3 separate regions of the Homo sapiens genome follow, and regions 1 and 2 are each linked to region 3. Evidence: chromatin loops called from intact Hi-C (ENCODE). Cell type or tissue: IMR-90. All regions are shown on one strand. Region 1 overlaps ENTREP3 (endosomal transmembrane epsin interactor 3). Region 2 holds the start of HCN3 (hyperpolarization activated cyclic nucleotide gated potassium channel 3). Region 3 has its middle 18 kb from the start of MSTO1.

Evidence for each region. Peaks named below come from ENCODE experiments on the same cell type or tissue, not always from the same donor. Only the 100,000 strongest peaks of a DNase experiment are listed, where the experiment ranks them.
Region 1: it touches region 3 in a loop (4-fold over the local background); 74 of 110 quality-filtered maps call a loop at or near these places.
Region 2: it touches region 3 in a loop (5-fold over the local background); 17 of 110 quality-filtered maps call a loop at or near these places.

Annotation. Positions count from the first base shown.
Region 1 is chr1:155,248,621-155,253,620 of GRCh38, forward strand. ENTREP3 (endosomal transmembrane epsin interactor 3) reads right to left here. Exons shown (of 12, transcript NM_006589.3): 6 at 3,113-3,285; 7 at 2,882-2,981; 8 at 2,475-2,544; 9 at 1,656-2,201. Among named protein-coding and RNA genes, the nearest start is that of ENTREP3, 4.4 kb to the right of the region's middle. RefSeq lists an enhancer at 1,295-1,897. In IMR-90, a CTCF peak has its summit at 2,250 (motif pointing right); a DNase peak (open chromatin) is centred at 2,271; H3K27ac peaks cover 203 bases.
Region 2 is chr1:155,274,840-155,279,839 of GRCh38, forward strand. It overlaps HCN3 (hyperpolarization activated cyclic nucleotide gated potassium channel 3), which reads left to right and starts at 2,624. Exons shown (of 8, transcript NM_020897.3): 1 at 2,624-3,029. The coding sequence starts at 2,752. In IMR-90, CTCF peaks have their summits at 2,539 (motif pointing right) and 3,745; a DNase peak (open chromatin) is centred at 2,472; H3K4me3 peaks cover 955 bases; H3K27ac peaks cover 391 bases.
Region 3 is chr1:155,590,052-155,595,051 of GRCh38, forward strand. It overlaps a transcript of MSTO1 not described here and the pseudogene LOC284620. Among named protein-coding and RNA genes, the nearest start is that of MSTO1, 18 kb to the right of the region's middle. RefSeq lists an enhancer at 799-1,378. In IMR-90, a CTCF peak has its summit at 1,936 (motif pointing left); a DNase peak (open chromatin) is centred at 1,940.

The sequences.
Region 1 (5,000 bases), 340 kb before region 3:
AGCCAGCAACTAGATGGTACAATCCACCACAACAAGGACTGCAGTGGTGTTGTTCAGCACCTGGCGCACAGTGCTGAGCGTTCCCCAGTACTATCTCCTTTCTTATTTTTTTGAGATGGAGTCTCACTGTGTTGCCCAGGCCGGAGTGCAGTGGTACGATCTCAGCTCACTGCAACCTCCGCCTCCCAGGTTCAAGCGATTCTCCTGCCTCAGCCTCCCTAGTAGCTGGGATTACAGGCGTCCACCACCAGGCCCAGCTAATTTTTCAATTTTTAGTAGAGATGGGGGTTTCACCATGTTGGCTAGGCTGGTCTTGAACTCCTGACCTCAGGTGATCCACCTGCCTTGGCCTCCCAAAGTGCTGGGATTATAGGTGTGAACAGCCTTGCCCGGCCACTGTCTCCTTTCTCAGCATCTTCGAGTACAATGCCTATGGCTGAAGTACTGTTATTATACATGTTTTTTGTTTGTTTGTTTGTGTTTTTGAGATGGAGTGTGTCTCTGTCACCCAGGCTGGAGTGCAGTGGCATGATCTTGGCTCACGGCAACCCCTGCTTTCCAGGTTCAAGCGATTCTCCTGCCTTAGCCTCTCTGTTAGTAGCTGGAATTACAGGCGCGCTCCACCACACCTGGCTAATTTTTGTATTTTTAGTAGAGATAGGGTTTCACCATGTTAGCCAGGCTGGTCTCGAACTCCCGACCTCAGGTGATCCACCCACCTCAGCTTCCCACAGTGCTGGGATTACAGGTGCAAGCCACCGTGCCCGGCCTGAAGTACTATTATTATACATGTTTAACAAGTGACAGCTGAAGCTTGGGGAGGACAGATAAGTGGACCAAGCTGAGAGCTGTGGAACTGGTTTCAAAAAATAAATCCTTTTGGGAGGCCGAGGCGGGTGGATCACTTGAGGTCAGGAGTTCAAGACCAGCCTGGCCAAAAGGGTGAAACCCTGTCTCTACTAAAAAATACAAAAATTGCCCGGGCACGGTGACTCATGCCTGTAATCCCAGCACTTTGGGAGGCCGAGGCGGGCAGATCACGAGGTCAGGAGATTGAGACCATCCTGGATAACACGGTGAAACCCCATCTCTACTAAAAATACAAAAAAATAGCCGGGCGTGGTGGCAGGCATCTGTAGTCCCAGCTACTCACTACTCGGGAGGCTGAGGAAGGAGAATGGCGTGAACCCGGGAGGCGGAGCTTGCAGTGAGCCCAGATCGCGCGGCTGCACTCCAGCCTGGGTGACAGAGCGAGACACCGTCTCAAAAAAAAAAAAAAAAAAAAATATTAGCCGGTCATGGTGGCGCACACCTGTAGTCCCAGCTACTCGGCAGGCTGAAGCAGGAGAGAGTCACTTGAACCCGGGAAACGGGTTGCAGTGAGCCAAGATCATGCCACTGCACTCCAGCCTGGGCGACAGAGCCAGAGACTCCGTCTCAAAAAAAAAAAAAAATTCTCCTTTTTTAGCTGCTAAGCTATGGATGTTCTGTCCCTAGGAGGTGAGTACCTGAGAAGTGTCTACCAGAGGAGTGAACTCACCCTTTCTTCCTCCTCAGGGACCTCAACTGTGCCCCAATCCTGGTGGGCATCACTGGCCACCTAACTCCCAGTGCCTACCCTCTCCTGAGCCTGGGCAGTCGGGGAGGGGGCTCACCAGTGTCACTGGAGGTCGTGATGCCTGGGTCGCTGTGGGACCGTGGCAGCAGCAGCGGTGGTGGGGATGCCGGATGAGGAGGCCGGTGCCCCGGTGGGGTGAGGGAACCTGAGCTATCGCTGAAGCGACGAGTCGGGGCTCGGGTGGGCGGGGCTGCGGCTGGGCGGCCCCCTCCCCGGGGGACCCGCCGCCTCAGCTCGGGGAAGCAGGGTCCCACCCAGGGCGGCCAGCCCTCCAACCGGTGGCAGCTGCGGGCAGCTGTGGGGGCACCCAGTGGGGGTGGAGCTTCAGGGGCAGAGCAGGAATAGGAGCGGGCAGCCCGTGGGGGGCGCCGTGGCAGGGGGCTTTCCTCGAAGGGGCCCCGCAGGCCACAGTCCAGGCTGAGGCAGTAGCCGGCACGGCTGCGCTGGATGGAGCGAAAGAGAACGTAGTCCACGGAGCGCACGGAGCCCTGCAGCTCCAGCAGGCACGAGTCCTCCGACGGGCTAGAGCCCCCAGGGAGGTCACCAATGGCTGACAGCACCAGAGACCCGCTGTCCATGGACACTGTGGGCGGCAGGGGGCGCTGTGTAGCACCAGCCTGGCCTGGCCTAGCCCTGCCCAGGCAGTTCCTCTTCTCCCAAGCCCAGCCTCTAGGGGCCACTGTGCCTCCAGCTTTATCTCAGAGGAGAAAAATAAGTCCAGGGTTCCAAGTTGCCACAGCCCTCCTATGTCCCCAAACCACCAACTCCGCCTTGTTTTCCCCTTCTATTGTCTCTACCCACCCCAGCTATCCCTGGCAGCCCCGCCCTTGTCCACCCCTCATTACGCCCTGCTCACCGTCTACAATGGAGGCCACTCGTTCACAGATGCACGAGCCATCGTGAAGCTGAGGGTCAAAGAGAGTGGCCTGCAGAAGACACAGGGTCAAGGGTTCAGCCCTACACACTGAACACCCCCATGTGCTAGACAGAGCTCTGGAGACTTAGATTCCAGACCAGCCTTGTCCCTTTGTACAAGTCACTTAATTGTGCAGCCTCAGCTTCCACGTCTGTATGGCAGAAATGATAGCTTCCAACCCACTCACCTCACCAGGCTCTAGGGAAGATCAAAGGCAACAGTGGGCATGCTGGTGCTGTAAAGACCTTGACCACTGTTACTATCTTTATCCAGAGGCTACAGCCTGTTCAGCTTTCCAGGCTACAACCCGGCTCCCCAGCCCGCCCCAAGCCGTGCTGTGCTCTCACCTGGCTGTCTCCTCGTAGTCCCATGACTGCCTCATAAGAAGGGGGGCAATCGGTAGGGTACAAGGGCACTGGGCTGTCCATGGAGCCATTGTACGTGATGCTGGCAGATGAGGAAGAGGGTCAATGTAGGAGAAATAATTCCCCCTCCACAAAGATCCCTCTCTCCAGCAATCCAGGCCCAGCCCCAGTCCCCTTCCTTAGCTCCCCCAGCAAGACCCCACCAGGCCTTACCTCTGTGCATCTGTTTCTGAGCTGCAGGTATACTCTGGGGGATAGTAGGGCGGTGGGGGCACAGGCGGGACAAATTCCTCCAGGTCCAGCATGGTGTGTAGGAGAGGGGCTGGGGGCGGGGACGTGCAGCCCAGAGGTCCCAGTGGGCCTGAGACTGACCGCTCAGGGGCCAGCTGCTGGGGAAGCGAGCAGGTCAGCAAGTCTGGATTCTGGGAATACAGCTCCTCCTGGGCCCCCAAACTCCTCTCTCATCTACATTATTTTTTCTGGCCCTATCCCCTGAGAGAAGCTCTTGTTCTGGCCCCTCCCTCACCCAAAATCAGCTCTCCTTAACCCCACGCTCACCCTGTACCTCTAGCTCTGGCCCTGCCCACCCACAAATTCCTCTTTATGGCCCCACCTCCATCCAGAAGCTCCACACATTCTGTGTCTTCACAGGAATGTCCACCCTTTAGCCTCACCTCCATCTAGGACCTTCTTTTTTTTTTTGAGACAGAGTCTGACTCTGTTGCTGGAGTGCAGTGGCGCGATCTCAGCTCACTGCAACCCCCACCTCCCAAGATCAAGCAATTCCCATGCCTCATCCTCCTGAGTAGCTGGAATTATAAGGGTGTGCAACCATGCCCAGCTAATTATTATTATTATTATTATTTCGAGACGAAGTTTCACTCTTGTCGCCCAGGCTGGAGTACAATGGCTACATCTCAGCTCACTGCAACCTCTGCCTCCCAGGTTCAAGCGATTCTCCAGCCTCAGTCTTCCGAGTAGCTGGGATTACAGGCACCCGCCACCACACCCGGATAATTTTTGTATTTTTAGTAGAGATAGGGTTTCGCCATGTTGGCCAGGCTGGTGTCAAACTCCTGATATCTGGTGATCCTCCTGCCTTGGCCTCCCAAAGTGCTGGGATTACAGGCATGAGCCACGGAGCCCAGCCTAATTTTTGTAATTTTGTGTGTATATATATATATATATATATATATATATATATTTTTTTTTTTTTTTTTTTTTTTTTTGAGACGGAGTCTTGCTCTTGTCGCCCAGGCTGGAATGCAGTGGCACCATCTCAGCTCACTGCAGCCTCTGTCTCCCCGGTTCAAGCAATTTTCCTGCCTCAGACTCCCAAGTAGCTGGGATTACAGGCACCCGCCACCACACTTGGCTAATTTTTGTATTTCGTTTGTTTGTTTTTTGAGATGGAGTCTTGCTCTGTCGCCCAGGCTGGAGTGCAGTGGCACTATCTCAGCTCACTGCAAGCTCTGCCTCCCAGGTTCATGCCATTCTCCTGCCTCAGCCTCCCGAGTAGCTGGGACCACAGGCGCCCGCCACCACGCCTGGCTAATTTTTTGTATGTTTAGTAGAGATGGGGTTTCACCATGTTAGCCAGGATAGTCTCGATCTCCTGATCTCAGGTGATCTGCCCTCCTCAGCCTCCCAAAGTGCTGGGATTATAGGCACGAGCCACTGCGCCCGGCCCGATTTTTGTATTTTTAATAGAGACAGGGTTTCGCCATGTTGGCCAGGTGGGTCTTGAACTCCTGGCCTCAGGTGATCCGCCTGCCTGGGCCTCTCAAAGTGCTGGGATTACAGGAATGAGCCACCGTGCCCAGCATAGGACCTTCTTGACTCTACCCCACCATCCAGTCCCATTCTCTAAAGCACCCTCTCCTGGTCCCAGACCAGCATCACATACTTAACTCACTCCCTGCCATCTCCCCTTCTCATCCTCCCCACTAAACATCCATTCCTCCAATAGATGAGGATAATAGATAACCCATAGCCCCTGGTGCTCAAAAGCCAGATCTGTAGCCATTGTTCCCTCAGGCAAGTCTCAGCACACACACCCCTGCCCCCACCATACCTGCGTGCCCTGGCCCCTGCTCCCTTC
Region 2 (5,000 bases), 320 kb before region 3:
ATACAAAAAATTAGCCGGGCGAGGTGGCGGGCGCCTGTAGTCCCAGCTACTCGGGAGGCTGAGGCAGGAGAATGGCGTGAACCCCAGGGGGCGGAGCCTGCAGTGAGCCGAGATTGCGCCACTGCACTCCAGCCTGGGCGACAGCGAGACTCCGTCTCAAAAAAAAAAAAAAAAAAAAAAAAAAAAATACAAAAATTAGGCCAAGCGCGGTGGCTCATGCCTGTAATCCCAACAGTTTTGGAGGCCCAGGAAGGTGGATCACTTGAGCACAGGAGTTCGAGACCAGCCTGGCCAACCTGGTGAAACCCTGTCTCTACTAAAAATACAAAAATTAGCCGGGTGTGATGGCAGGTGCCTGTAATCCCAGCTATTTGGAAGGCTGAGGCACGAGAATCGCTTGAATCCAGAAGGTGGAGGTTGCAGTGAGCCGAGATGGTGCCATTGCACTCCAGCCTGGGCGACAGAGTGAGACTGTGTCTAAAATAAAATAAAATAAAAAATAAAAATTAGCCATTCATGGTGTCTCCCACCTGTAGTCCCAGCTACTCGGGAGGCTGAGGTGGGAGGATCACCTGAGCCTGGGGAGGTTGAGGCTGTAGTGACCCGTGATCGTGCCACTGCACTCCAGCTTGGGCGACAGAGTGAGACTCTATCTCAAAAAAAAAAAAAAAAAAAAAAGAAAAGAAAAGAAAAAAAGAAAATGAGAAAGAGAAAGAGTTAGAGACTTTACAGAAGGAATTGAGAAGTGGTCAGAAAGGTCAATTGAAAGAGAAATAATATAATCTGAGAATAACGATATTAAAGTCAGGGAGCTGAGCAAGGTGGCTCACACCTGTAGTCCCAGCTACTCAGGAAACTGAGGTGGGAAGATTGCTTTGAGGCTGCAGTGGGTCATGATCACACCACTGCACTCCAGCTTGAGCAACAGAGCAAGACCCTGACTCTAGAATGAGTAAATAAATAAAGTCAGGAAATATTAGAGAGGAGCTGGATGAAGGATGGTCAGATGGAGGTTAGATCAGATAACCAGACATAGTTTAGAGAAGTTCCCTGGAATAGAACATGGAGAGCAATCAATGAAGGAGTCGGGGAGAGAGAAGTAAAGATTTCACTTCCACCTCCTGGAACATTTTCCTAGATTATTAATTCATTCAACAAGCATTTACTGAATGTCCACTATGTGTCCAGAATTATGCCAGGTGCAAGGTTCCTGTTTCTCAGAGTTTCACAATCTAACAGGAGAGAAAATCTGTAAATAAATAATGAGACCATGCTCATGCCTGTAATCCTAGCACTTTGGGAAGCCAAGGCAGGAAGATCACTTGAGCTCTGAGTTCAAAACCAGCCTGGGCAACATAGTGTGACCTCATCTCTAAAATAATAATAATAATGGTAGCCCTGTGACATGAGTTGCTCAAAACAGTGGTGCCCTGGCTGCTGTAAAAAAGCTCTAGAATAGACCCTACCTGAGGAAAGGAGAGTTGGAAATGTGTTCCTAGGTTTCCTAGAGAAAGCAAGATCTGAACCAACTGTTCGAAAGTGAATTGGAGGAGAATACCAGGCAGAGAAAATATTTGCAAAAGCATAGAGACAAGGCAGCACAAAGTCTTTCAGCATGATTGGGGCTGTGGCTTTCAAGAGAGGGACTGTCAGAAGAGAGACTGTTGAAACTAGGTCCAAATTTTTTGGGCCTGGTACACCATGCTAAGCAGCTTAAATGTACCCCTGTAGAAGATGGGAAAGCTTGATGGGCTTCAAGCAAGTGACACAGCCATAGTTGGATTTTAGGAAGGTAACTGGCAGGGAATGGAAGAAGAATTGGCCTGGAAGAGGTTGAAGACTCTTTTAGAGGTTTCCGAAGTAATTTAAGTGAAAAAATGCTGAGGGCTTGAAATGAGGCAGTGGTAATAAGAATTGGAGATGAAGGGGAGAATTTGAGATATTTAGGAATTTGTAGCACTTCGCATAGCACTGCAATTTACCTGTCTGTCGTTGGGCACAGATGAGCAGTGGCTTTATGGCTAGGCCTTTGTTTTTGTTTTGTTTTGTGTTGTTTTCCATTACTACATGGAGATGCTAAGACTAGGACTTTTGTATTCATTTTTGTTTCCTCAGCATCCACTCAATGACAGGCAGAGTTGCACTTGGTGAAGGCTGACAGAATGAATTAGGAAATTAAATACTAGGGGAAGCAGTTCGGAGGAGACCAAAAGACAAGAATATGCCTAGGACAGTGTTGAGAGAAGACGGGAGCAGGACAGAAGTCCCTGGGCGAGAGTGGAGAAGAATCCCAAAAGCCATTTCCACTTCTTCCATTGGTCCCCAATCCCTCTCCCTCCCAAGTCCTTCAAGCTACAAACCCGCGTCCGATTTTCCCGCCACTGCAGGGGGCTCCTCCTCCCTGGTTCTCAGTGGATGAAAGGCCAACGCTAGGCCACGCCCTCTCCCTGGCTCAGGCTGCGCTCCCCGCCTTCTTTGCTAAGCCACGCCCCTCTCGGAGTTCCTCCAGGATCCCGGCGTCCCAGCCCCGCCCGGTCTTGGCGCGGCCCTCGCCAGGGGGCGCCGCGCAGCCCGCCCGCCGCCCGCCAGTCTAGCACACACCCCCTCCGCCCCGCGCGCCGGCGATTCCGAGCCTACGACGCCTCCGCTAGAGCCCGCGGGGCTGCGCCGACTCCTGCTCTGGAGGGGTTGCGGGTACCTGATGGCCACAGAGGGCTCTAGGAGGCCGAGCGTGTAAGCGGGGTGGGCGCCATGGAGGCAGAGCAGCGGCCGGCGGCGGGGGCCAGCGAAGGGGCGACCCCTGGACTGGAGGCGGTGCCTCCCGTTGCTCCCCCGCCTGCGACCGCGGCCTCAGGTCCGATCCCCAAATCTGGGCCTGAGCCTAAGAGGAGGCACCTTGGGACGCTGCTCCAGCCTACGGTCAACAAGTTCTCCCTTCGGGTGTTCGGCAGCCACAAAGCAGTGGAAATCGAGCAGGAGCGGGTGAAGTCAGCGGGGGCCTGGATCATCCACCCCTACAGCGACTTCCGGTATTGGGGGCTTGGCGGGGAGGGCAGGGTACATCAATCCCACCCTCGCGGGCAGCGACACCGGGACCCGGCCCGCCCCACCCTCCACGGTCACTTCATTTCCAGCCCGGGGTCCCTTGGTGGGGCGGGAGAGTCACTTGCACCAGTCTAGCCTGGGAATTCCTGGGCGGGTATCCCCTGCCGGAGGTCCTCCGTGCCTGGACAGGCTGGGGGCACCAGAAGGGGCAAGCAGACATCAGGGGATCTCCAGAGACCTGGATTTCCTCTTTCAGGAACCCGGGACCCCATCCGGACCAAAGGAACTACCAGAGTTTGGGACCCCTGCCTCCTCCAGTCCTGCTTGCTGGAGATCTAGGAAATTATATTCTAAGTATCGGGGCCAGTCTGAGGGAGAAGCCGAGCTCCGCCATCTCCCATCCCCACACCCGCTCCTTAGCACCTGCCTAGTTCAGCATGACAGACTACCAGGAAAAATAGGGACGCTGAAGGGGGCGGGGGGTCCAGACCTCAGCTCTGGTCGCTGTCCCTAGTGCTGAAGGCGGGGGCGGCGGGGCGGGGCCGAGACTCAGAGTGACTGAGGCGGCAAAGCAGGGGCAGGACCACCACCCAGGTGACTCCCAGAGAAGGAACAGAGGGTGGGGGTGGGGCCATTTCACAGTCTCCGTCAGGGTGTACCTCTACATCAAGGTCGCTAGGGGAAGACAGCAGCCCTGTCCTTGGGGGAAATGAAGGACAGCTCTTGGATGAGGCAGGGATGTGTGCAAAGCACCTAACCTGGGGAACTAAAGAAGCAGAGAGGAAGAGGTGTGAATCTGGAGCCTCGAAATACAGTTGTAGACCCAGACATTATCTTGAATCCACATATATACACACTCCCTCTATGTCTCTCTTCCTCCCATTGTTCCTTTCACTCCTGTCTTTGCTGCCTCGTTCCCACCCAGCCAGTGCGCCTTTTCTAGTCTCCTGTGGATCTCACTCTCTTCCCTCAGTTCACTCGCAGACGGATCCCCAGAAGCCTGGTATCCCTCTGATTGTGCTTCTCCATTCTCTATACTACATCACCCGCCAGGCTTGTGACCCACCTGTGAGTCAGGCTGTGAAGATGCTTTCATGGCTAGGCGAACCCTCTTTCCCTCCCCTCTCTTAGTGTCTCACAATACAGGATTCCTCCTCAGCAGCCGAGGAGAGAAAAGAAGAATGGCCGAGGGTTTTTGTTTATTGAAAACATACAGTCTAAGGGGCTTCCCAGAGGCCCGGACTTGAGGAAGTTTCTTTCAGGGCTGAAAATTGATTTTGCAGTCCGAGTCAGAAGGGGCTAGCTCCTGAGTTGACACTGGGATTAGGTGTGTCCTAGAATTAAAACCACCATAGGTAACTGAGTCCCTGAGATTTTCCTGTGCCATTCTCTGAATGAGGGCTTCACACAGTTCCCTCTTGACCTCTTCTTTCCACGGTGTCTGCCACAGCAATGTCACTCACCCCTGCCCATGCCTCTGCCTGTGCTCAGCCAGAGTCCCAGTGGACACAGGGAGGCCAGAGGAGGAAAGGTATGCAGAACTCAAGCCTTGCTGCTTCATGATCTCCTGTGGAGCTTCTCTGTGTGTGCAGCCCTGTTTGAGGTTCTGTGGAGGGGGAAGGGCATCCCTGGAAAGCTCAATTCAGAGGAAGGCAGGATAGACCACCCCACCCTGAGACATGGATGAGCAAACCTCAGCAGAGGAACAGGATCCGTGGGTCCAACTGTGTTGGAGAAGAGGAATGGGGTGGAGAAGGCTGGGGAGGGCATGAGGTCCTAGACTAGAATGGGCAGATAACTGGAGATGGGGGAAGCAGCAGCCTTTTCAGAAATCTGGGGATAAAGAGTGAGTGAGTCATAATACCAACTAGTGCCTGTACCACACTGTCACATCTATTGTCTCCATGTAAATGTTTTCAGCAATGCTGTGAGATTAGCACAGGATACTTTAGCTT
Region 3 (5,000 bases):
GGCGGGGGTCTACATAGCTGGGACCTGACCCTGCAAGGTGGACATCCAGGACGGAGGAGCCAGAGGTCAGAAGTTCCGGAGGTAGGCAGTCCTTTGTTAACAGATCACTTGCTTTTCCATGGGTGAAGAGAGGAGCTCCAGAGGCCTGAGTACGATGGGGGGCAGCTGTCCAGCGACATCTAGGGAAACCCAGCCCCCAGCAGCAGCAGGAACTCTTGGGGACAGTCTGTCTTGTTGCAAAGGCCAGCACAGCAAGCAGCCTCCACATTAGTTCCACAGCTTGACTGGCTTCTAAAATGGGCATGTCAAGATCCAGAATCTCAAAGCATCCCCTCTTTGGCTCCATCATCCAAGGGTGAGAAACAGCAGAACCTAAGTGGGAGTCTGAGTCATCTTCTTGGTTCAGTTTTTAAATGAATTTTAAATACCCTCAGTCAAAAGAAAAATAGAAGGAGGCAGAAACAAAAGATATGAACCCATCCCAAAGCTGTTGGGCACTGCCACTTCTGGATGGCTCTAGTGCCAGCGGAGCCCCCATTCACTTCCATGTCAGACGTAATTCTTGGTAGGGTACTCAGAGGTCCCCCGAGAGATGGCAGGGGCAGATGTCCAGTAGCGGGCCATGTAATGGCTGGGGCCCCGTGACCCCCCGGAGGGGCAAGTGCAGCACAGCAGCCTGCCACCCAGCAACAAAAGGCCTGAGGCCGCCCAGCCCAAGTAGAGGGAGGCCCCCAGCTCCCACTTTTGGGCCTCAGCCACCAGGGGGTTATAGAAGTCCCAGATGATGGCATGCGCCGTCCAGCAAACGGGGATTAGTGTCAGGACCCCTGAGGTGACAAAGACAATCCCAGAGGTGAGCACCAGGCGGGCCTTGGAATCCTTCTCCTCCACACAGGTGGTACACTTGGCCCCAGCAAGGTAGACCAGCAAGCCGAACAGGGCCACAAGGAGGGTGATGACACAGACGGCACGTGCAGCCTGCAGGTCCTGTGGCAGCGCCAGCAGTGAGTCGTACACCTTGCACTGCATCTGGCTAGTGCTCTGCACCACTCAGGACATCCACAGGCCCTCCCACACCACCTGGCCACCACGATGCTGTTGCCGATGAAAGTGGTCACTTTCCACATGGGCAGGACGCAGGAGACCAGGCCATTCACCCAGCCCAGCAGTGTCAGGACGACTCCCAGGATCTGCATTCTGGCAGAGGCCATGGTGAGATTGAAGGAGCTGCACTGCGAAGGAGATATGCGAAATTCCTAGGCCAAGTCGACACTTAATATTAACCATCACGGTGATCTTCTAGATTGGCCCACAAATGCTGTTTCAGAAACTGCAGGATGTTCATTCTGGAACTGTACAGAGGCAATAGTACAGATGGTTGTTTTCTTTGGAAACAACAGTCTACTTAAGTGATATCATATATAAAACTTTAAGAACTAAAGATTTCATTTTGCTGTAGGCCAGGTGTGGTGGCTTACACCTGTAATCCCAGCACTTTGGGAGGCCGAGGCAGGCGATCACCTGAGGTTGGGAGTTCAAGACCAGCCTGACCAACATGGAGAAACCCCGTCACTACTAAAAATACAAAATTAGCCAGGCGTGGTGGCGCATGCCTGTAATCCCAGCTACTCGGGAGGCTGAGGCAGGAGAATCGCTTGAACCCGGGAGGCAGAGGTTGCAGTGAGCCAAGATCACACCATTGCACTCCAGCCTGGGCAACAAGAGCGAAACTCCGTCTCAAAAAAAAAAAAAGATTCCATTTTGCTAGCTTCTAATTTGCTTCAAAAAGTACCTGTAGTTTCAGCTACTTGGGAGGCTGAGGCAGGAGGATCATGCGGGCCCAGGAATTTGAGACTGTCCGGGGCAATATAGCAAGACCCCACCCTATGTCAAAAAAAAAGTATAACAAAAATTTCATCACATTACTGTAGAAATAGCACCACCTTGTGGCCCTTGAATAGTTTGTTTTCCACTCTGCTTTGTAAAGAGGCATGGTGCTTTCTCTCCGGTAGATAAAATTGAGTAGCGTTTAAGTAGTACTAGTGTGTGTTATTCAGATTGCTATGCTGAAGTAACAAGCCTTGTATTCTCAGTGGCCTAACACAAAGGATATTGTTTGTGTTGTGTGCATGTGTTTTGCTTTGTTTTTGCTGTTCCTGTCTTTCAAAACGGCTTTGCAAGCAAGATTGAAGTCTGGATGGAGGGACAAAAGTTTACCTTCTTGGGATACATCGCAACATGTAGCTTTTAAGGTGGGGAGGGAGAGATAATTTATACCTCACACTTAATTGGCTCTGATTAGAAAGGACACAATAACACAAGTTATTTCCATTCATAGGTGTTTAGCCAAAGGAATCACATGACTCCTCCTGTTTCTGCAAGGGAGGGTGAGAAGTGTAGAGAATGATTTGGATATTTGGATATTTCCCAAGCATTGCTGCTTCTGCTGTAATTTACAGTTATACATTCTCAGACAAAGCTGGAGTAACTCTAGTACTTGACAGTTACTTTTTTTTTTTTGAGATGGGGCTTCACTCTGTTTCCCAGGCTGGAGTGCGGTGGCACAATCTCGGCTCACTCCAACCTGTGGCTCCCGGGTTCAAGTGATTCTTGTGCCTCAGACACCTGAGTAGCTGGGATTACAGGCGCCTGCCACCATGCCCCGGCTAATTTTTGTACTTTTAGTAGAGACAGCGTTTCCCCAAGTTGTCCAGGCTGGTCTCGAACTCCTGACCTCAAGTGATCCACCCGCCTTGGGCTCCCAAAGTGCTGGGAGCGAGCCACTGTGCCCAGCTTACAGTTACTTTATATTAAATGGTTCAGAGGTTTCTGTGTATACCTAAATTTCCTACAGAGCAGTTTACTTTCTTTTTTTTTTGAGATGGAGTCTTGCTCTGTCTCCCAGGCTGGAGTGCAATGGCACGATCTTGGCTCACTGCAACCTCCACCTCCCAGGTTCAAGCAATTCTTCTGCCTCAGGCTCCCCAATAGCTGGGATTATAGGCGTGCAACACCACACCTGGCTAATTTTTTTGTATTTTTAGTAGAGACAGAGTTTCACCATTTAGGCCAAGCTGGTCTCAAACTCCTGACCTTAGGTGATCTGCCCACCTTGGCATCCCAAAGTGCTGGGATTACAGGCGTGAGCCACCGCACCTGGCCTACTGTTCTTAGTGGATGCTTTACATACTCCTTCACTGCATGTCTTCAATGGCAGATTCTTTATTCGAGGGCAAAAGACTAAGTACTTATAGTGTGTTAAGTACTCAGAGAAGGAGATACGAAAATGAATGAAATCTGATTCCTTCTCTTCCAAGCATGTAGCCAAGAAGACAAACATGTGTAACGTAACATGATACAATTCTAAAAAATAGATATTTTAAAGTGAGACAAACTTGGATGTGAATTCTGGTTCACCATCTACTAACTCTGTGACCTTAATCAAAATTACTCAACTTCCCTGAACCTTGTCTTCCCCATCATAACACAGGGTTGATAATATTCTGCCTATCTGCTAGGATTTCTAGGTTTAAAACTAGTGCATGTACAATACTGTATTGCCTAACATCTAATAGATACTCAGTTAACAGTAGGCATGAGTACAACACAAGGCAGTGTAATAAAATTGCCATTCGGGCCGGGTGCGGTGGCTCACGCCCATAATCCCAGCACTTTGGGAGGCTGAGGTGGTCAGATCACGAGGTCAGGAGATCGAGACCATCCTGGCTAACACAGTGAAACCCTGTCTCTACTAAAAATACAAAAAAACTAGCCGGGTGTGGTGGCAGGCGCCTGTAGTCCCAGCTACTCGGGAGGCTGAGGCAGGAGAATGGCATGAACCCGGGAGGCGGAGCTTGCAGTGAGCCGAGATCATGCCACTGCACTCCAGCCTGGGCAACAGAGCGAGACTCCGTCTAAAAAAAAAAAAATGCCATGCAATGTAAAGAGTGCTATTAGCAGTAAGGAAAGAGAATTACTTTTGACTGGAGGTGTCTGGCAAATTTTCACTGAGGATGTGACATTTGAGTTGAGACTTGATGAATGGGTAAGATTTAAATGGGGACAGAGGGCCAGGTGCGGTGGCTCACACCTGTAATCTCAGTACTTTGGGAGACCGAGGCGGGTGGATCACATGAAGCTAAGAGTTCGACACCAGCCTGGCCAACATGATGAAACCCCGTCTCTACTAAAAATACAAAAATTAGCCAGGCGTGGTGGCAGGCGCCTGTAATCCCAGCTACTTGGAGGTTGAGGCACGAAAATCACTAGAACCTGGGAGAGGGAGGTTGCAGTGAGCAGAGATCATGCCACTGTACTCCAGCCTGGGTGACAGAGTGAGACTCTCAAAAAGAAAATTAAGTAAATAAATAAGTAAATAAATGGAGAGAGAGGGAAGTTGAAGTAGAATGAGCAGAAGTATCGAAGCAGTAAAATGACATGTTTTAGCATGGTCCTATGGCTATAAATGAAACTAGAAACTTGAATTGAAGTCATCACAGTGGCCTTGTCATGCTGAGGAATTTGAGACTTATTTTGACATCATTCTGGAACCACCTAAGCCGTGTTTCTCTCTCTCTTTTTTTTTTAATGGGGTCTCACTGCATTGCCCATCCTGATCTCAAACTCCTGACCTCAAGCACTCCTTCCACTTTTGCTCCCAAGTAGCTGGGACTACAGGAGTGGACCACCACACCTGGCTCCCAAGTTTTTTGATTAGCTGAATGTTAAACCTATTATTTGGTAAGCTGAAAGACTATGAAAGATGAAACATCAAAGATTTAGAGATAAAGATGCTAATTAAAGGCTAGGCGTGGGTGGCTCATGCCTGTAATCCAAGCACTTTGGGAGGTCAGGGTGGGCAGATGACTTGACATCAGGAGTTCGTGACCAGCCTGGCCAACATGGCGAAACCCCGTCCCTACTAAAAATATAAAAAATTAGCCAGATGTGGTGGTGCATGCCTGTAATACCAGCTACTTGGGAGGCTGAGGCATGAGAAT